Regions from separate parts of the Homo sapiens genome. Here region 2 is linked to region 1. The links are chromatin loops, found by intact Hi-C in ENCODE. Cell type or tissue: heart right ventricle. All regions are shown on one strand. Links, peaks and the distances in the headings refer to the core of each region. The heading gives the core; the rest is flanking DNA.

Region 1 (11,154 bases), core at 3,152-8,151:
GGAATAGTTTCAGAAGGAATGGTACCAGCTCCTCTTTGTACCTCTGGTAGAATTCGGCTGTGAATCCATCTGGTCCTGGACTTTTTTTGGTTGGTAAGCTATTGATTATTGCCTCAATTTCAGAGTCTGTTATTGGTCTATTCAGAGATTCAACTTCTTCCTGGTTTAATCTTGGGAGGGTGTATGTGTCAAGGAATTTATCCATTTCTTCTAGATTTTCTAGTTTATTTGGGTAGAGGTGTTCATAGTATTCTCTGATGGTAGTTTGTATTTCTGTGGGATCGGTGATGATATCCCCTTTATCATTTTGTATTGCGTCTATTTGATTCTTTTTTCTTTTTTTATTAGTCTTGCTAGTGGTCTATCAATTTTGTTGTTCTTTTCAAAAAAACCAGCTCCTGGATTCATTAATTTTTTGAAGGGTGTTTTGTGTCTCTATCTCCTTCAGTTCTGCTCTGATCTTAGTTATTTCTTGCCTTCTGCTAGCTTTTGAATGTGTGTGCTCTTGCTTCTCTAGTTCTTTTAATTGTGATGTTAGGGTGTCAATTTTAGATCTTTCCTGCTTTCTCTTGTGGGCATTTAGTGCTATAAATTTCCCTCTACACATTTCTTTGAATGTGTCCCATAGATTCTCGTATGTGGTGTCTTTGTTCTCGTTGGTTTCAAAGAACGTCTTTATTTCTGCCTTCATTTCATTATGTACCCAGTAGTCATTCAGGAGCAGGTTGTTCAGTTTCCATGTAGTTGAGAGGTTTTGAGTGAGTTTCTTAGTCCTGAGTTCTAGTTTGATTGCACTGTGGTCTGAGAGAAAGTTGGTTATAATTTCTGTTCTTTTACATTTGCTGAGGAGTGCTTTACTTCCAACTATGTGGTCAGTTTTGGAGTAAGTGTGGTGTGGTGCTGAAAAGAATGTATATTCTGTTGATTTGGGGTGGAGAGTTCTGTAGATTTCTATTAGGTCTGCTTGGTGCAGAGCTGAGTTTAATTCCTGGGTATCCTTGTTAACTTTCTGCCTCGTTGATCTGTCTAATGTTGACAGTGGGGTGTTAAAGTCTGCCATTATTATTGTGTGGGAGTCTAAGTCTCTTTGTAGGTCACTAAGGACTTGCTTTATGAGTCTGGGTGCTCCTGTATTGGGTGCATATATATTTAGGAGAGTTAGCTCTTCTTGTTGAATTGATCCCTTTACCATTATGTAATGGCCTTCTTTGTCTCTTTTGATCTTTGTTGGTTTAAAGTCTGTTTTATCAGATACTAGGATTGCAACCCCTGCCTTTTTTTGTTTTCCATTTGCTTGGTAGATCTTCCTTTATCCCTTTATTTTGAGCCTATGTGTGTCTCCACATGTGAGATGGGTTTCCTGAATACAGCACACAGATGGGTCTTGACTCTTTATCCAATTTGCCAGTCTATGTCTTTTAATTGGAGCATTTAGCCCATTTACATTTAAAGTTAATATTGTTATGTGTGAATTTGATCCTGTCATTATGATGTTAGTTGGTTATTTTGCTTGTTGGTTGATGCAGTTTCTTCCTAGCCTTGATGGTCTTTACAATTTGGCACGTTTTTGCAGTGGCTGGTACCAGTTGTTCCTTTCCATGTTTAGTGCTTCCTTCAGGAGCTCTTTTAGGGCAGGCCTGGTGGTGATAAAATCTCTCAGCATTTGCTTGTCTGTAAAGTATTTTATTTCTCCTTCACTTATGAAGCTTAGTTTGGCTGGATATGAAATTCTGGGTTGAAAATTCTTTTCTTTAAGAATGTTGAATATTGGCCTCCACTCTCTTCTGGCTTGTAGAGTTTCTGCTGAGAGATCAGCTGTTAGTCTGATGGGCTTCCCTTTGTGGGTAACCCGACCTTTCTCTCTGGCTGCCCTTAACATTTTTTCCTTCATTTCAACTTTGGTGAATCTGACAATTATGTGTCTTGGAGTTGCTCTTCTCAAGGAGTATCTTTGTGGCGTTCTTTGTATTTCCTGAATTTGAATGTTGGTCTGCCTTGCTAGATTGGGAAGTTCTCCTGGATAATATCCTGCAGAGTGTTTTCCAACTTGGTTCCATTCACCCTGTCACTTTCAGGTACACCAATCAGATGTAGATTTGGTCTTTTCACATAGTCCCATATTTCTTGGAGGCTTTGTTCATTTCTTTTTATTCTTTCTTCTCTAAACTTCTCTTCTCGCTTCATTTCATTCCTTTTGTCTTCCATCCCTGATACCCTTTCTTCCAGTTGATTGCATCGGCTACTAAGGCTTCTGCATTCCTCATGTAGCTCTCGTGCCTTGGTTTTCAGCTCCATCAGGTCCTTTAAGGACTTCTCTGCATTGGTTATTCCAGTTAGCCATTTGTCTAATTTTTTTTCAAAGCTTTTAACTTCTTTGCCATTGGTTTGAATTTCCTCCTTTAGCTCGGAGTAGTTTGATCATCTGAATCCTTCTTCTCTCAACTCGTCAAAGTCATTCTCTGTCCAGCTTTGTTCTATTGCTGGTGAGGAGCTGCATTCCTTTGGAGGAGGAGAGGCACTCTGATTTTTAGAGTTTCCAGTTTTTCTGCTCTGTTTTTTTCCCATCTTTGTGGTTTTATCTACCTTTGGTCTTTGATGATGGTGATGTACAGATGGGTTTTTGGTGTGGATGTCCTTTCTGTTTGTTAGTTTTCCTTCTAACAGTCAGGACCCTCAGCTGCAGGTCTGTTGGAGTTTGCTAGAGGTCCACTCCAGACCCTGTTTGCCTGGGTACCAGCAGCGGTGGCTGCAGAACAGCGGATATTGGTGAACCGCAAATGCTGCTGCCTGATCGTTCCTCTGGAAGTTTTGTCTCAGAGGAGTACCTGGCCGTGTGAGGTGTCAGTCTGTCCCTACTGGGGGGTGCCTCCCAGTTAGGCTACTCGGGGGTAAGGGACCCACTTGAGGAGGCAGTCTGCCCGTTCTCAGATCTCAAGCTGCGTGCTGGGAGAACCACTGCTCTCTTCAAAGCTGTCAGAGAGGGACATTTAAGTCTTTAGAGGTTACTGCTGTCTTTTTGTTTGTCTGTGCCCTGCCCCCAGAGGTGGAGCCTACAGAGGGAGGCAGGCCTCCTTGAGCTGAGGTGGGCTCCACCCAGTTAGAGCTTCCCAGCGGCTTTGTTTACCTAATCAAACAACTAACTGGACAGTGGCGGGCGCCCCTCCCCCAGCCTTGTTGCCGCCTTGCAGTTTGATCTCAGACTGCTGTGCTGGCAATGAGTGAGACTCGGTGGGCGTAGGACCCTCCAGCCAGGTGCAGGAGATAATCTCCTGGTGTGCCGTTTTTTAAGCTGGTTGGAAAAACGCAGTATTAGGGTGGGAGTGATCTGATTTTCCAGGTGCCGTCTGTCACCCCTTTCTTTGACTAGGAAAGGGAATTCCCTGACCCCTTGCACTTCCCGGGTGAGGTGATGCCTCGCCCTGCTTCGGCTCGCACATGGTGCACTGCACCCACTGTCCTGCACCTACTGTCTGGCACTCCCCAGTGAGATGAACCTGGTACCTCAGTTGGAAATGCAGAAATAACCCGTTTTCTGCGTGGCTCACGCTGGGAGCTGTAGACCGGAGCTGTTCCTATTCGGTCATCTTGGCTCCTCCCCCTCGCTCATCAGCTTTAATACAGCTCATTAGTGTATTTTTTGTGTGTGGCCCAAGATAATTCTTCTTCTTCCAATGTGGCCTAGAGAAGCCAAAATATTGGACACCCCTATTAATATAACTTATTTTGTTCATACCCATACACATCTAAAGGAGTGATAAAGAAGGGCTTTTGTTTCCTGAAATTACATTCAGAAGACAATATCACTTTTAAGTTTTCAGACTTTTTATATCTGTTTTGTGTAATGTACCAAAGGTGTCTATCAGTAAGTATTATTAGTCCCACTTTATAGATGAGTAAACTGAGATCCAGGACACCCAGTGACCTATTCAGTTATTCAGTGAGTTCAGGGCCAAACTGGAGCTGAAGTTCAGTCTCTCTCTTTCACCCAGCTTCCCTCACACAGCCCACCCTTCAGCAGCACCCCCATCTGCTGAGCTCCCTATTTGGACCTGCAGAAATCTTCCGACCCCAGGGCCCAGCTTTAAGCATTGGGGAACTGAGGGTAAACGAGAGAGTGACTTTCCCATGGCGTGTAACTTGTCGACCAATTTGAAGAGCATTTTCTTGGCCAGTGCTCTAATCCCAATGCTTGAGTAATGCCCTGAGACCACATCGACCGGGATCTGGGAAATTCCGACCTGACCGCAGCTCATTGTAATGGCCTCTGCCTAGGTGACCTTCTCCCTGTCAGAAAATACATCTTTTCTGCAAGTCCCTGGCCTGCAAATATCACTGACAGCCAGCTTAGCCCAGACAAAGGGCTTTGAAATGGTCCAGATAATGCATCGAGGGGAAAACTGTTTTCCAAGTGTGTAATTCGTCCACTATTAACCTGCAGCTGTGGAGATGGCCCTGCCTTTGATTCCCTTCTTAAACCAGGGCCACTCCTGTCATGTCATGTGACGCATGCTGCATGGCAGTAGACAGGGAGCAGAGGCTTGTCATATTTCCTGAATGCTAATGACCCCCTGGCCAGCTGGCTGACACTCTGCTGGCTGCCTGGCTGCACTTCAGGCCTAACCCACCATGGAACTTGTCTGCTACTTGGTTCTACCACGGAAGTTGTCCTGGTATTTGGCTGAGTGGCATGAGAGGGAGCTGGCAGCCTCTGCCATCTGGAGGAGTGTGTTAAGGATAGGGCTTGACACAAACACGAGGTCCTAACTTAGATACTCCGGGCTCCAGTTCTACCTACTGACACTGGGAAGCTGTGTGCCTTTGGGAAAAGCACTTTCCCTTTCTGGCTTCACTTGTATTGGCTACAAAATAAAAGCAATGAACAAAGTCATTGGACTTATATTTCCTAGATTCTGTTTTTATTTCCAGATGATTTTGTTTTGGATTAAGTGATGGGTACAATTTAAAAAGGAAAAAGAGGAGGAAGAGAAAGGGGGAGATGAATGCAGAAGGCCTGGGATAAATGATCCTAAGCACCAAAATATGTGTGCATGGGGTGAAAAAAGAGAACATTTTCACCATTATCCTTTTTTTCTTTTTCTTTTCATTATTATCCTGGTCTCAGAAAGTTTTCTGACCTCCCCCTGAGCTAAGCTTGGCCTTGGGTTTGAGGAATCAGGCCTGAATAAAGAGGGCCTATGGTACTGGTGAGTGTTCACCAGGTGAGAGTGGCCTGAGAGGCACGACAATGAGGCAAGGGGACAGAGAACAGGTGCAGAGTTGTGGCAAAGGTGTGGCACCACCGAATGAACAAGGCTGCTAGGGGAGGCTAGGAGGCAGCATCAGTGACATTTTCCAAAGTAGTGGGAGGTGAAGGATGAAGTCCTTTATAGCAGGGTCCCCAGTCTGTGGCCTGTTAGGAACCAGGCCGCACAGCAGGAGATGAGTGGTGAGCAAGCATTACTGCCTGAGCTCTGCCTCCTGTCAGATTCTCATAGGAGCACAAATTCCATTGTGAACTGTGCATGTGAGGGATCTAGGTTACACACTCCTTATGAGAACCTAACTAATGCCTGATGATCTGAGGTGAAACAGTTTCACCCCAAAACCACCCCCTGCCACCTGGATCCATGGAAAAATTGTCTTCCACTGGTTTGTCTCAGACTGACAAACCAGCCCCCGATGCCTAAAAGGTCGGGGATCACTGCTTTAGAGGGTGTCTTCAGAAGGGGAAATGGGGTAGGGAAGGAGCTATGATGAATATTCAGCCAATTAAATAATGGTAGTTTCAAAGGAGTGATTCTCAACCACTGACAAATGTGCAACATTAGCCCACTAATGTCTAGTGTAGGACTGAGGGTCTGCTTAATATGATAATCCAAGAAATAATGAAACATGGGGGAAAGTCTGCTTTATTAATTTTCCAGGCCCCAAATAAAAGATGAAAATCAGGGAAGCAAAATTACACTTACATCCCCAAAGGAGTGTGCCTCCCCAAAGCTTGGGTTTGTGAAACCCCAAAGCTTGGGTTTTCAGCTGGTAATGACTCCATCTGTAGAGCTTCTAAAAAATACAATGTCTAAGGCTCATGACCTAATGAATCAGAGACAAGGCCTTCCTGGGCATGGACCATAGTTAGCACTGCCTGTTGAGTAAGGGGAACGGGATGCCACCCACTCACTTCTAAAACAATAGCGAGGACAACTATGGGACATGAAACAGCTGCTTAAGAACTGTGCTCAATCAGGCCAGCTGTTTGTTCTACTAAATGTTAAATATTTGTTGAATAAATATTGCAAGACTAGACTGTGAGTTCCACTAGATTCTGCAATCTTTTAGTGCAGGGACCATGCCTAAGTCATCCTTGTGTCCCTAGTGCCTGGCACACAGTAAATGCCCAATGCATGTTTGTTGAGCATGTAAATAAAGGAGTAAATGAATACATGAATGTAGAATGAGAACTCCTGTTGGAATAGAAAGAGCCCGAGCTTTGACACTGGAAGCCTTCATTCCAATCCTGGTTTTGTAGCATTTTAGCACAGCATCTTTGGGCAAGTTGCTTCACCCATTTGAGCCTCAGTTTCCACATCAGAAAAAAACATGGGGACAATACAGTGTGCTTCATGTGGCTAAATGAGTTAATTTATATGAACAGGCATATGTAAGAGTTCAAAGTACTGGATTCAATTAATGTGAATGGGACAGAGTTCCATCTGGGGCTCTGGTGCGAGACACCGGCTCTACTTCCCTGAAGCAGGAGGCCTCTACTTCCCCATCAGCTCCTAGTCTTTTCAGACCCCAGAGCCCAGAGAGATGCAGGAGAGATCAGGGACAGTAGCTGTGAAATAACCTCCCTCCAGTACATCAAAATCCTCACATAGGACCAGACTGACACTGTTTTAATTTTAAGTGACCTTGATAAAAATGGCTCATTTTCCTTTAAATTCATCATCAGACAAAATTGCCTTTTCCCAGAAGCCATACACCACAAGTTTGGGTTGACATGATATATCAATGTAGCAAGACAACATAATTTAAAGGAGCCCTGTGGCTTTTACATTTGAGGCTGACTGTTTTCCAGCATTTGAGCCAATGCTCGGAGAACAGCTGGGGGATTAGGTACTAACGAAAAGGAAATGATTTGAAATATCCATGCTACGCTCCCTGCAAATCAGAGTGCCTGTGACTTGGCAAGCTTCATCTTTCCTCCCCACCCCTGCCACCCCCATTGAAATGTGTCTCCATACGGGGCTGTCTGCAGAGCTGCTCTGAGATGTTTACAGCTCTCTCGCTCTTGGCTTCCTTGTACGTTTGTGTGATGAAGGTTTGGCTTTGTTGTATCAAGCAAAATCACAGAGCTGGATGTTTCCCTTGTCTGTCTGAGAAATACTGCAAATATTATATTAGGTTGTGCCTTTGCGCCCGATCGTTTATCTCGCCTATAGTTGTACCTTTTGGGGACTATCCTGGGTAGTGGAGACAGAGCGAGGGAAGCAGAGGAGGCTGCAGCGTGTCACCCGGACAAGCCCCCACCTCCGGGCAGAGATGCCTCTGAATTGTTTTAAGTAGAGTCGTCTGGCTTCTGGGGACTTTCTCCAGTGATCAGCTAGATCTACTTGTCCAATCCAGATTAAATCCCCTGAATCAGCCAAAAGGCTTCCTCTCAGCCAAATCGATTCTCCCCATTTTTGTTTTTTAAAGTCCCTGGACTTCTCTTCTTTGGTATACTCAATCCCAATATCAGTTTTCTTCTTAACTGGACTTCCCCTTGAGACAATTAGAATGAAAAAAACAAAACGAAACAAAACTGTTGTTTTCTCCCAAATTTCTCAGGGTCACATCGGCTAAGAACAACCTATCTCAGAAGGAAGGTACCTTTCATTCTCCGAGGCTGGTACAAATAATATACAGATAAATAATAAAGATGTTCATGCTGTTAACCTTCATAACCTGCTGGAGTAGGGTTAGGAACTGAGACAAAGACTGCCTGATTAGGACTTGATTCTCGATGATGAGACTGAGCTAAAGCAGGAAGGAAAAATATTCATTCAACAAGCATTTTGAAGCTTCCAGACATTGTGGATCAGTATTGCCTCTGCATCTTCCTCAGTTCTTCATCTCTCCCCATTCTTCTAGTGTCCAGAACAACAGACATGACAACTAAGCAGGTAGACTTAGATCTTTTCCAGAAGACTGGGGAGGGGAAGTTGTGAAGACTTACACTTTTTTGGTTGTCGCCCTTATTGCAACTGCTTCTCTAACTAGAGTACTTGTACCCCTGGGGGCATGCAGTGGCAAACTAGGCAGTTTAAAGGTATAGAATAAACAAGTTATATCTTCCTGGGGCATTGATTTTATTTGAAGATTTGGGGTTAAAACATTTTTATATTAAAACAAACATATGTATTATGGAATAGAATGCAGAATTCACGTGAATTCCTGAGATAAAACATAAGACTTCAAAGAGATGTGCTGTGGTGGGGCTGCTTCAGGCGCTGCCCCCAGCCTCCCTGGAGGACACTCTCAGGCTCCTCTGCCAGAGGGAACTTTGCTGGGTGGAGACGTTTGAAAAGCTCTGGTATATCCCACCTCCAAGAATGGCCCAGCTTGCAGGCAGAGCAGTGCAGGGTGTCTCCTGAGCTCTGAAACTCATATAGATCATTGTGGGGAGCCCAGAAACCAGGGAATAAACTAGAATAGGGTGTTCTTAATAGCAGAAAGGCCTGGCAGGCTGCCGCAGGACAGCTCCAAGAACTTGCTCCATGTTCGAAGAGGACTAAAATAGCCAATTTCTCCCAGTCATGGGGATGCATCACCTGGGGGCCTGTCATTTCCTTGGAAGAAGTGGAATGGATTATGGTTATCAGGAAAGAAGCAACTAACTCACTTTTATTGCAGGGAAACTTAGTCTCCAGCTGCTCCCAGGGGACAAACGAATTCATACGCACACCTACACACAGAGGCTCCACACACCTACCTGCTGTCCTCAGAGCCAGCTGGAGAGGGGAAAGAGAGCAAATGTGATTAATGGGGCCACCCCAGGGGACTTGCTGGATGGCAAGCAAACCTGCAGGTACCACGGAGCCAATTTCAGTAACAGGTTTAAGGGATCCCTGAGACAGAAGGAAATGCAGCTGACTCAGCCATTCCGGCCTCCTCTAAGTCCAGAGGGAGCCTTGGGAGGAAAGGAGCTGGAGATTGCTGCAGAGATCGGTGCCAGGGGAAGCTTAACACTCACACCTCCGTTGCAGCGGCAGGGCTGATGGAGGAGATGCAGGCATTGCTAAGGGATGAAGGAACTTATTCCATGCATAGAGGTAACTCTGGTCTCTGTCTTGGCCAGTGTCAAAACGAAACATGATACTAAATATTCCTACAGTGCTTTATAATTTTCAGAGTATTTTCATGAATATTATCTTCTTCATTTTTATAGTAATTTTGTGAAGAGGATAAAAGAGGTTTGGAAAGCTTATTAAGTTTTTTTTTTCTTTTTCTGTTTGTTTGTTTTGGCAGGAGGTCATAGAGTCAGGGCTGGAAACATGGACTTGGCCTTGAGGCCAGTGTCCTGTCTCCACTCTTCCATGTCATTACCAGATGCGATGGATTTCTTGGCAGTCAGTGTTGCCAAACATTAAAACCAGGGACCAAGGAGAAGGTGCAGGAGAGAAGGTTCTCTGAAGCTATGAAGAGAATGGCCAGGACCTCCTTCTGTGCTTCCCTCCTTGCTACCTGTGTGGTCTTAGACAAGTTCCTTAACCTCTCTGAGCTTTTGCAAAATAAGGATGACATACATATATCACAAGGATTACTAAAATAGCTTACGTTACATGTTTGGCATGATGTCCAGCACACACTAAGTTATCAATGAAGATGAGTTGTTATTATCACCATTTTTCTTTTTGAAAATAGAAAAGAAATTTTCATTAGCTTAGAGAGGAACCAGAAAATCTCTCCAGCCCCTGGTATGTCAGAGATTTTTCAAAAGACACTATTAATCCAAAGAAGGCAGCAGGAAAAATCTAAACCCCAGAATAATTTGTGAATAAAATCATATTTGAACTAGCAACTGTTTACCAAAAAAACTTTATATTTACACACACACACACGCACACACACACACGCACACACACACACACATACAGAGTTGACCCTTGAACAATAAGGGCTTGAGCTGTGAGCTGTGTGGGCCCACTTATACATGGATTTTCTTCTGTCTTAGCTACCCTGAGACAGCAAGACAAACGCCTCCTCTTCCTCCTCCTCCTCAGCCTACTCAACATGAAGACATTGAAGATGAAGACCTTTATGATGATCCACTTCCACTTAATGAATAGTAAATACATTTTCTCTTCATTATGATTTTCTTAATAGCATTCTTTCTTTAGCTTACTTTATTGTAAGAATACAGTATATAATACACACACAAAATATGTGCTAACTGACTATGTTATTGGGAAGGCATTCAATCAAGAATAGGCTTTTCGTAGTTAAGTTCCGTGAGAGTTAAAAGTTATATGTGGATTTTTGATGGCATATGGAGTTGGTGCCCCAACCTCCGTATTGTTCAATGGTCAACTCTATATATACAAAATATATACATACATATTAAAAACATGTTGGAGCTATCTTCTCCGCAGTGCACATTGTGGGCTCCCAATCACTACAGCTGAACGACAGTGGGGAAGGGAGAGCTTCAGAGAATCTTCTTGTGTCTCTTGCACAAAATAAGCAGGCAGACTCCAGGGAACTGTGGGGAGGACAGCACCAGCTGGAGGAGGGGGGTCGGGCCTTCAGCCCACCCCTGTCTGGTTGTGGCCTCTTCCGGAGCTCACTTGGCAAAGGTCTATATTGTTTAACTCCAGGACTGCAGCAGGAGTGAACAAGATCCTGTTTGTGACCTTGTACCCCTACTCACGGGGAGGGCCCCCATCTCCGGATGCCCTTTGAAACCTTTGAGAATCATAGTATGTAGGAGACTCACACTGGAACTGGGAACCGACTTCTTTTACAAAGAAAGAAGCAGAGGCTCAGAGAGGCAAGGCAATCTGCCCCGGAGCCACACAGCAATTTCTCATCTTTACCCGACTGTCTGGCATCCATGTGGGCTTCCTGAGGCACTGTCCACAGCTACGGAAAATCACTGCAAGCTGCAGGCGC
Region 2 (11,154 bases), core at 2,433-7,432, 59 kb after region 1:
TGACTCCACTGCAAAAACCTCTAGGCCTATGACCCCCAATATCCTTTGAAATGGCCCTTCATAGTGGTGGCTTCAAAAGATAAATGGCATCATTAGACCTAGGTACTCCAGAGTAGCCCACGCAGAAAGACTGCCCTTGCTACCCCCTTCCAGACAACTGAGGCAGGGAGCTTATCTTCCAACTCTGTCTGCCCCTTCACTTTATGCTTTTGGTCCTGGCTGTGGCCCAAAGTCTCCCTGGTGCTGTCTTCTCTTGATACCTTAATACATTCATGGAGTTGACAAGCATAAAAGATGGAGTACCTCTCCTCCAGCTGTCAGCTGATTGGCCTGCTGGGAGCCAGTGGGTCATACTACACTAGTGAATCAGGAGAAATGTTGTCTGGTGCTGGCATCACAGAGGGTCTTGGGGCATAGGGACTGCATTATTTTATAACCTCACCTTTGGGCAGAGAGAGCCTCTCCCTGTGCAAAGAAAGGATAGTTGGTCCTCCCACAGAATCATAGTATCCAATGTGGGAGGCTTCATGGTGTGGAGGAAAAAGCATATTCTAGTTCTACCACTGATTAATCATGTTGGCTTGAGCAAACGACATTCCCACTTAGAGACTGAGTGCCCTCTTCAATAAAATGAGTGGAGAAAGTTAAAAAAAAAAAACAGGTATTGTAAAAGACCCAATGAGACAACGTATAAGAAAAACATTTCAGAAACTAAAGTCTATATAATGGAAGGGATTATTCTGCTTGAAGCTGATTTCTATGACTTTCAAGTTATATCTGTCATCCTCTTCAAATTTAATGTGGCTGTGACTTTTACACACTCCCTCCATGTTTTAGCAGCAGATCCACGGTGACTCCGTGGAGGTATGGTACATAAGAGGGTGACTTGTTCTGTAGGAGGGCTACTGGCTGGGGCCAAGGTCATTCTGAATTCGGGCTGCAGGCAATACACTCCATGGAAGGCATGGAAGGCATGGATAGTACACTATCCGACCCAGTGATGTGGAGGCTGCTCAGAACCCAGGGCAATCTAGTGATCCTCTAGCTCTCAAATACCAATTCACTCAAAATACACATTCTTCATAAATCCCTTGCCATTAAAAGAGTTTAATTTTTTAATCTCAATAACATCAGGTTGCATGTATCATAGATATCTGAAATTAGCACTTCAATCACAGTATCACAGAATCTCAGAATTAAGGAAACTTGAGAGGTTATCTTTCCAATTCAACCCTAATCCAATTGTTCTATTTGGTTACGTTTCTCTCCATGATACAAACATGATTATAACTTTTCTAGTGGTGGAAAATATTTCTTGTCCATCTTCGTGCCTCCCATAATGTGACTTTGTGTCTTCCATCACAGTCACTTGAACATACTCAATGCTAAATAGCTTCTTTTTGAATGAATGAATAAATAAGTAAATAAATGGAGAATAAATGAATAAACGAATGAACTTTTGTTGCATAGCTAATATGATTTCAGTTCAACTAGTACAGAAGGTCCCTTACTTGTTAACAGGGACTTGAAACCAATGTATTCAGTCAACAAGTTTGCCTACTGGATCATTCACTGAAGAAATGTTTATTGGGCACCTACCATATGCCAAACACTGTTCTAGGAACTGAGAGTTTATCAGTGAATACAAAAGACAAGATCTGCTCTTATGGGGCTAACTTTCTAAAAGAGGGAAAACAAATGGGCCAATCTGATTGATGGGCTTTTAACAGAATAAGATGACTGACTATTTCACTACTGATTTAGCTATTCTAGCAACACTTAAGTACAACTTTTAAAAAATGAATTTGTTGACATCTACTATTTCCAGATGCTCTTCTAGGCATTTTGGGGAGAACAAGATAGATTATATACACAAAGACATCAAAATTTACCTGATGGGACTGAGTAGCACAGTTGTCACAAACTTTAGTACATTTGTTTTAAAACACTACTTACAGATTTTTTTTTTACCACACCTATGACCTGGGTTATTAAATTTTTATGTTACACAAGGACTTTATGAAGATAGTACATCTATGTGTGAGCTTCCCAGATTTGTATTTATCTGTCATTTATTTTAGGGAATGGTGATACTGACAATAACTGTTATCTGTGTGTGCGGCCGTAGATGAAAAAGACCATCCTGGGACCAACTGTCCTTTCCACATTGTGCACATAAGAAGATTACTCTTTGGTTTAGGAAAGAACGCTCTGTTTGCAAAATCAATGATTGTTTACTGCTTAACTTGGACTGTCAGCTCAGAGAACTCTTTGCTCCAGAACAGCCCCAGATGGTGCTTCCCACTTTCCCAAGTCCCTTCCTTAGCACTGACTCTTCCATGGCCATGTGTCTGGTGGTTTATCTGCTGCAGAGGCTGCTCAGCCTCCACTGGTTTTGTTTCAGGACTGGCATTGGGGCTGAGGGTATTATTTGAGCTGCCCGCTGACCTGTACACTTGGCTGTATGTCTTCTAAAACCATTCTTTTCCCACCTAGATACTCACTTAAAAAAGGTTTTGCTGTTTCTTTCCATAACCAGTGCTTATTTTTATAAAGAAACCTCTACAAATCAAGTGGATTTGTGTTTTACAAAGTCCAGGAATGGATTTTTTTTGTGGTTCATCTGACATTTTTAGAATCATATAGGTACATGTTTGCAGAATTAATACAACTTGAGTAATATGCATAATCATAGGGAATATACAACAATATGTAATAATCGTCTCTTACATAAGGAAACATTTGTTTTATCTATTAGTTGTTTGCCAATCTTATCTCTCTCACTGAAATGTAAGATGGTAGGAAAGGAGACATGGCTTAGATGCATCCTTTTATTCCTAGCAGGTAGCACAATATTCTGCATATAGTGAGTACTCATTGCATATTTATTGAACAATGGATACATTTTAAAAATATAAAGAATGAAAAATGTTACTTAAAAAACTGACACCCAGAGAGGTGTCTAAAACTCTAGCCTAAATCCCATGTGCTTATAAACAAAAATTATAATTTTGACCAAAAACCAAGCATATTAATTTACTGCTTTAACCTTTACAACTATGCTATGAAATAGACAAGGCTGGCTTTTCTACCCTTCACGATAGGTAAAAAACGGAGGCTACAAGAGTGAGTTTATTTGTCCAAAGCCACACAGCCAGCTGGAGGCAGAGGCAGGGGGCAGGAGGAGGCAGCAGGTTCCTACTTAGTGGGCCATGTCCTACAAAACGAACATGCTCACTGGATACTTGACGGATGATGAGCAGAGTATTTTATGGGCACCTATTATGTACTCAGCAACTTATAGGAAGCTTTGGGAGCGCTACAATTATAAGACACAGTTCCTGCTTTCACGGACCTTATCACCTGGCTGGAAGGTCCTGGAACCCACAGCAAATGTTTAAATAGCCATGTAAGGCAGAGAATGAGAAGGGCAAAAACAAACATGAGAGACCCTGAGCAGTGTGGAGCTCAGAAAGAGAGTAGACCGGCACTGGTGGCAGTAAATGAGGGATGGTTCTAGTTGCATCTCAAAGGAGTCGGGAGCATTGATTCCAACACTGACCGTGGTTCAGTCTGCAGGACTGCTGAGACTTACCTGATGCCTGGGAAAGAAGGGATCTTTGGCCTTGCAGCTCTTCACTCCCTTCTCATCCCTGTTCCACAGAAAGACAGGCAGAGAAGCCACCTGAGCAGCAGGAGAAGTCATCCTCTCCCGAGTGACCCCCGTTTTAGGCACGAAGGCTGCCTCCTGGGGCAGCAGTGGAGGGCCCCTCTATTAATGGGGCCCCATGCACTCAGGGTGTTACTCCCTGATGAGCATGAGGAGCAGAGACTGAAGGGGCAGACTCCTTCATCCCCAGAAAGTTGCCCAGACCCTTTAATTAGCGTCCCCAGCTTGTTACATCTGCCACTGTTTTCCCCCAAGGGATACAGCCAGGCCTCACTTGCGCTGAATGTTATCTTTCAAGAGCTCAGAGCAGAGTGCTTTTTCAGTAACCCCATCAAAGGATAAGCTAGGATTCAGATAAGCTTTTCAAGGAGGAAGTCGGGGTTATAATTTTCAGAGACTTCTGAATGTCACCTCCAATTTTCAACTCTTCAGTTCAAATGCCAGTTTGGGGGAGCTGGGCAGCCTCAGATATTGAAATGGCAACCTCTGACCTCGGTCCTTCCACATTCCTGGTCATCTTAGAGCCCGGCAGATCCAAGAGTTGAAAGTGCTGGAGATGTCTGACTTTATAATAATTCTGCTTCTCAGAAGTGCAAATTACGCAGGAATTGGTGCTAAACTCTCCATTAACTACGGAGTCCAAGGAACCTTTAGTTTCCCAAATTACCTGTCAGTTTCTCCTTGACGCCATATAATTCTGTCGTTTAGAGGGAAAAATGGTTGTAATTTGAAATTTCAGTGAAATTTCTAATTGAATCTGCATTTAACTTTGAAGACTTAATGTTCCTCCATTTCAGCAATGGGTTGAGTCGCATTTGAAATTTCAGTTTCATCTTCCCCTAAAATCCACAGCTCCTTTCTCCTATCTCAGGCAGGAACACACATTATGGCAGCACTGGCTGCTCATGTTTCATCATACAATCTTCATCCTGAAACAAGACCTTCAGAGGTCATCTAATCTATCCCCCACCTCAGTACTGGGAGGGAAGATGTAAGAGCTAAGCTCAAATAAGGTTTAAAAAATAATTGCTTCCCCTTTAAAAAAATCTCATAAATGATGATATACCACAATGATTCTTAGTAATGAATTCTGGTAACTCCTAGTCATCATACTGATCAAGTCATAGAAATATTTAGGTTTTGTGGTTTTTAAACATTCTCCCTGAGGAAACTTTGGAGCAGACATGATGACTGGGGGAGTGGGGGGCAGTTCTTGATTTATTTTCTACCCTCATGTAAACCAGAAAAGCTCACTTAATATAATTAATTAATTAGAAGTGGAGCTTTTCTGGTTGAAATGGTTTGATTTCTGCTTATATATTCACTTAAAGGAAGAATTCCTTAGCATTGGGAGAAAAAATGGATTGAAATCTGTTGAACGAATATCACATTACATCTGAAGCAACTGAGACCAGATAACACCATGTTGAACTCAATGCCACTGGCTCATTTATTCCACACATATTTATTGCAAGCTTTTTATGTGTCAGGCTTGTTCTAAGCACTAGAGTATAGTAGTGAACAAAACAAAGCCCTTGCCCTTATGGAGTTTATATTCTAGTGGAAAGAGAGAGACAATAAGCCAGAAATCAGTGAATATTGTGCCCAGGTAGTGCTAAAGGCTATGGAGAAAAATAAAATGGAATAAAAAGACAGAAAAAAACACTCGAGGTGGGAGAGGTGTGCTATTTTATATAGGATGGTTAGAGAAGGCCTTATGAAAAGGTAACAAAACCTTGCTATGCATATAACCAGGAAAGGAGCATTTTAGCAGGAAAAAATGTAAAATAGAAAGGGCACAGCCAAAGCTGTGGCCGAAGTGCAGTGAACAAGCGGGAGGACTGAGAGAGGAGGTCAGAGGGGTCAGAGGGATCAGAAGGGCCTGATCATCTAGGACGCTTTAGGCTGGCATAGGTCGTTCTGAGTGAGCCGTCGGAGAGCTTTAAGCGGAAGAGTGGCATGATCTGACTTAGTTTTTCTAAAGGATGGCTTTGGCTGCTAAGGGGGCTATGGTTGGACAACAATGGAAATCAGGAGACAGGTTCACCTCTTCGGAGGCTGTGGCTATAATCCAGGCAAGAGAAGATGTCAGGGTGAAGAAGGGTGGTGGCAGTTGGGGTGATGAAAACATGATGAAGTCCTGGATATTTTCTGAAGGTTGAGCTGAAAAAATTTGCTAATAATTTGCATTTGGAGTGGGAAAAAAAAAAGTAGAGTGAAAATGACACCAAGGTTTTATGGACTGAGCAAATGGAAGAATGAAAGTGTCATTTTCTGAGATGAGGCAGCTTAGGGAGAAGCTGATTGGGAGGGAAAATAAAAGTTTTGCTTTGGTTATGTGCAAGTTCCAATGATACCTGTTAGACATCTATTAGTCCTCAAACAAGAACAAACAATTTCTCCAGCACCAAGAAAGGATTTTTCTGCTATCCCCTTTCACCTTTCAGGAGCAATACAAAAAGTAAAATAGAGCCAATTCAAAGTTTTAACATGTCACCTTCTCTGCAGTTGGTAGCTCAACCATTGGTTCACTGGCCTACTAATTTCCTTTCATTGAATAATATATGCAAAGGGATACAAGCTCATTTTAACAATAGCCTATGCAAAACAGTAGTCTGCTGAAACTTGACCATCACAAATGTCTGCCTAAATCATGGAGAAAGCTTGCTATCAAAGTTGCAGATGGCACCCAGCTGGGAGGGATAGTTAATAACGCTGTATGACAAAATCTAGATTCAGAAGGCAGGCTAGAAGGAGGGGATAGAATACACAAGATGAATTTTATCAGAGATACATTTTGGGTCCCACCCTTAGTTCCAAAATGAACTGTGCAAATATAGAATGGGAGAAGTCTTAGTTTTCTAGAAATTCGTGTAAAACAAAGCCATAGGGGATTAGTTGACTGTAAGCTCATTATGGAATAGCATGGTACATGACTTTCAACAAGACTAATGTAACATAATAGAAATGTAGTGTCCTGAATAAGAGAGTTAATCATCTCAACCTATTGTGCACTGAACTGTCCACACATATCAGGATAATTATGCTCATTTCCAGTGCTGTATTTGAAATCGCAGTGAGCATCAACGGGAAGGTGCTTGAAACTCTCATGGCTTTCAGGATGTATCTTTAGCTATTGCTTTGGGGAGATAAGCAACGAGAGAACTGACTGAATATCTCTCATGCGGGGTCATCATCTCCTGGTGGTTATTCCTCACTTTTGATTATTCCAAATTGAGGTTGTGGGCTAATGCTTATCATAAGACCAAAGAATGACTCATTTTGATCCATTCTGAATACCATCTAGCCCACTTTTCTTATGCAAAAGACACTAATCCCATTGGCATTTAAATAGTTCTTTTGTAAAATGTTCAGGTGATCAGCCCCAAAACCATAAAATAGAAAGGGAAGGAGTAGAGAGAAAAAGGGAAATAGAGCATAGGTTCATCTAAGCTTACCTGTTTGCCAGCACCACACAGAAGGATGTAGCACCACACAGAAGGATGTGGCCCCACACATCCCATGTGGGTGCTCTCAGTTTCCTGCTTTCACCTCTTCACTCATCTGCTTTCTCACAGTCCTTGTCATTTAACTCCTCCCTGACCTGTTGTTTCTGTCCCCACATGCCTATCCTAGAAAAAAGAGTCAGTCCCCACTTTATTCTTGGCTCTTAAATCTGCTGCCTCAGAAATTCTTCTCTGCTCAGTTCCTGCTGTCTCCACAATGTGGGGAGAAAGATAAATTCTATGCAGCAAATTTGGTGGAAGAAGGCTGGGAAGAGGTCTTGAAAATGAAATAGAAAGTACCACAGTGGCAATTTCCTTCCAAAGACTACCTGTGTCGCTCGCAAATGCCTGTTACTCTTACTATTATAAAATTGGCCCTTTTCATGACAGGGATAGCTAGCTTCTATATTGGAGACTTGATGATGGCAACTAGCCGCCCAATTAGGGACTATAATTTCTTGGTCTCTCTTGAAGCCAGGAAGGGCCATAGGACTAGAATTCTTGTCAATGGAGTGTGAGCAGGAGTGGTGTACATCACCTTCAAATAATGGAGCTTAAGAAATAGGTGTATCTTCCACAGTCTCTTCCCATCTACTAGCTAAACGCAGAAGATTTTGCAGCCATAGGTGAGAATAAAGAGGCAATATTGAAGGGTTCTGAAGCCTAATTACCATCTGGAGGGCTTCTAGCATAAAACCATTAGGTAAATGAGAAAACACATATCTGTTGTGCTAAAGCCAGACTGAGGGGCTTATTTGTTTCAGCAGCTAGTGTTATCCTATTACATGATTTCTTTGGAAGAAATAACTCTGGAACCATATGCAAATTGTTTGCTTCTCTAATCTCTAGGTGAGGGGTAAAAGTGAAGGAGGACACTTTGCTCATACTGGGTCATATATCTAATGAGGAACCATTGAAGAAAGCTGGAATTAAGAACCCTGCTGTGTATATGTGTGTGTGTTTGGGGAGACGGTGATGGTCATTGACATAGGGGGCAGCACTACTCAATAGGTAAGAAGCTACAGGAAATCCAACTCACTTCAATGCATGGAAAACCTTTCTAAGTCTGCACCCTATGTATGCTCCGTGCATTGTCTAGTTGCCTGCTATGTCCCAGGAAAAAACTTGGTGATTGGCAAGCAAATTGGTACTACATAATGTTTCTTTCTTTTTAAAAATTAATAACAGATACGTTTATTATTACATATCCATCAGTGTGGCTTTTAATACTACTTGAAACATGTATATCATCCTAGAGACATAATATCTCTTAAATTTTAAAAATAATTTTTGAAAGTCCTTTTTGTGTCTGCCAACAATGAAACCTTGCTGCGAGGGAGTGATTTTTCCATTAGTGAAAGTTCCATGCAGAGTCTCAGTGAGCCCCTGGTGGAAGGTTGGGCTAGATAACATCCCAGCAGATCTCTTCCCATTTTTATTGTCCTACATCTCAAAGGCTTTCACAAACTTTTCCCATCCATTTTCTCTTTTCATCCTTATAACAAATCTGTGAAATTATCCTACTTTTAGAGGTTGAAAAATGGAGAGATTTGATAAAATGAGGCATCCAAGGTCACCTTGCTATTTAGTGATGACACTGGAACTGTAACTTTAATCACTTGATTCCTGGAACAGAGTTCTCTGGTGATTCTCAATTCTGGAAACAGAAAAGGATGATGGGAGGTTGCCAGAGAGAAATAGTAGTCTTTATTGAATGCTTGCAATGCTAAGTACTTTATATACATCTTCTCAATAATCACAGCAACTCTGTGAAGTAGGCACTATGATTAATCCATTTTATAGCAAGAATCAGATACTTAAAAGGGTAAGTTTACACAGCTCAAAGGTTGTAGATCTTGGGTTGGAGCCCATTTGTCTCACCCAAACCTTATACTCTTCTGCTCTATAGCTACTAGCTTCCTGCCAGGTGCAGAAGAAAGCAATGGGGGTCAGGGTAGTTCATGAAAGACTTCACTGGGGAGATGGGACTCAAGCTGGCTGCTGGAATTATAGGATCCACTGGTGTGTCCTATCAGGAAACTGGCCACAACATATTTCTGAGGAGCAAGAGTTCACATATATTTTCTTGTGCCTTTGCCATTGCTGATAATCTCCAAGGAATCTAGAAAGGGAGCAAGGTTGGGGGAGAATGGAAAATTTATCTACCTGTATCTTTCTGGGATTCATAGGTCATCCTCATGGGCATAAGAACTCTGTAAGGGAAAATAAATCATTGTTGGGCTGAGAACTTGATGCTTACACACACACACACAAACACACACACACATACTCACCAGAGACAGCCAGGGCTGTCTTTGATGGTTTGGGGAAGAATCATCTGAACTTTGAGGACTGCAGAGTAGACCCTTAAAGTGGCAGAATTAGACGAGCTCCCAGACATCAGGCCTTAGAAAAAATTCCAAACAGTTACAATTTCCACTGCTCCATCCCTATGGTCATGGTTACCACCGTCCCTAAGCCCTGCTATTCTTTCTCCCATATAATTTGTATTTTCTCTTTCTGCAGCCATGTCCACTTTTCCCCAATGATTTAACCTCACATCAGATCCTTCAGTGGGAGCTTTAATCTTGAACATTTTATTAATAAAGAAAAACAATTGTATTGAGTAGAGAGGACCTGTCTTCAGTGGAAACCCCTGTTTCTGCCCCCTCTTTCCCTAGACCAGCCCGCTGCTGCTCTAACTTATTTTCCTCTTGGTCAGATTCAGGGCTCTTCTTTCAAACATTGTGTCCCATCCATTCTGGTTAAACGACACTAACTACATTGTAAGTAATAGCTCGCCCGCAGCAATGTCGCTAACGGGTCTGTCTGTGCCTGGGTTATGAATGGGCTCGTCCTCAGCTGCAGTCACATGGCTCTGGGCTGGGAGCTCATCCATCTTGCAAGGTCAGACCTCATTGGTTTTTGGACGATGGGGAAATCTCCTAGGAAAACCTAGGATGCGGCCGAATGGGCTGCTCCATAGATAATCTCTCTCCTGGAAGGTGGTGCCTTTTCCTTCTCTCAGCCCAGAGTCACCAGTGCATTCAAAAGGCCAAGTCTTTAGATACCTGGATCGAACACTCAGGATAAACCCCAATTGCTACCTGCTGCCCTTAGATAGTATATGCAAGGGAAATACTTAAAGCGTATCTTTACCCAGGAACATCTGTGAAAACAGCCTTATTCTTCATAGTCATCTATCCTAGCAAAGCATCAGACACAGAGTCGACAGTCAGGAAGTATTTGTTGACTATTAACACTAACAATAGTTTTATTTTATTGCATGCCAGAGACTATGCTAAGTACTTCACACATATTAGATAATTTTATTTTACTTAATGCTCCTAGTAAGCCTATGCATTAGGTATTGTTATTTTACTATTAGAGTTCAGGAAACTAAGGCCCCTGCAGTTTCCTCATCCTGAAGTCACACCACTTCTGAGAGGTGGAGCCAGCATTACAGACTGCCTGACTCCAAAACCCAGTCGTCTTAGGCACCCTATTATACTATTTCCTTAAAGGAAAAAAAAATTGTTCTTACCATCAGCCATGTTTTAAAGTCACTGGCATTTTCACATCTGCTCTTAAAAGTCTGATCCAAATGCTCCATACATAAATACCTGTGATTGTGTGTGTGCCTGCGTGCAAATACATACACACCCAAGTTCATACTAAGGGAGAGGGAAATGATTCTGAAATGGGTTGGGGGACAAAACACCCATGTTCCCTCCTCAGCTCTGCTTTATGAAACCCTGCCCAGCCACATACCATGTGGCACATGGTGACACATGACCCCCTAAACCCCCAGTCCCTGGTCCTCAGCCCTACTACTCCCCACTTCATTCTCAGTCATTCGGTGTAGGATCCTTTAGATTGCCTTGTTTCAAACTGAACTTTCACCTTGTAGATTTAACAATGGAACTGGACTTCCCCCATTTTTTGACCCTTGTCATTCTCCAAGGACTCCTTCATTGA

The links. Peaks named below come from ENCODE experiments on the same cell type or tissue, not always from the same donor. Only the 100,000 strongest peaks of a DNase experiment are listed, where the experiment ranks them.
Region 2: it touches region 1 in a loop (4-fold over the local background); 3 of 110 quality-filtered maps call a loop at or near these places.

What each region holds. Positions count from the first base shown.
Region 1 is chr11:115,959,379-115,970,532 of GRCh38, reverse strand. No RefSeq gene overlaps it. Among named protein-coding and RNA genes, the nearest start is that of LINC02703, 45 kb to the right of the region's middle. RefSeq lists an enhancer at 2,688-3,258. In heart right ventricle, for the core only: no CTCF peak of the experiment used is centred there; no DNase peak of the experiment used is centred there; H3K27ac peaks cover 3,074 bases.
Region 2 is chr11:115,899,164-115,910,317 of GRCh38, reverse strand. LINC02698 (long intergenic non-protein coding RNA 2698) reads right to left here. Exons shown (of 5, transcript XR_001748394.3): 3 at 9,471-9,582; 4 at 9,343-9,389; 5 at 8,744-8,833. Among named protein-coding and RNA genes, the nearest start is that of LINC02703, 15 kb to the left of the region's middle. In heart right ventricle, for the core only: no CTCF peak of the experiment used is centred there; no DNase peak of the experiment used is centred there; H3K27me3 peaks cover 913 bases.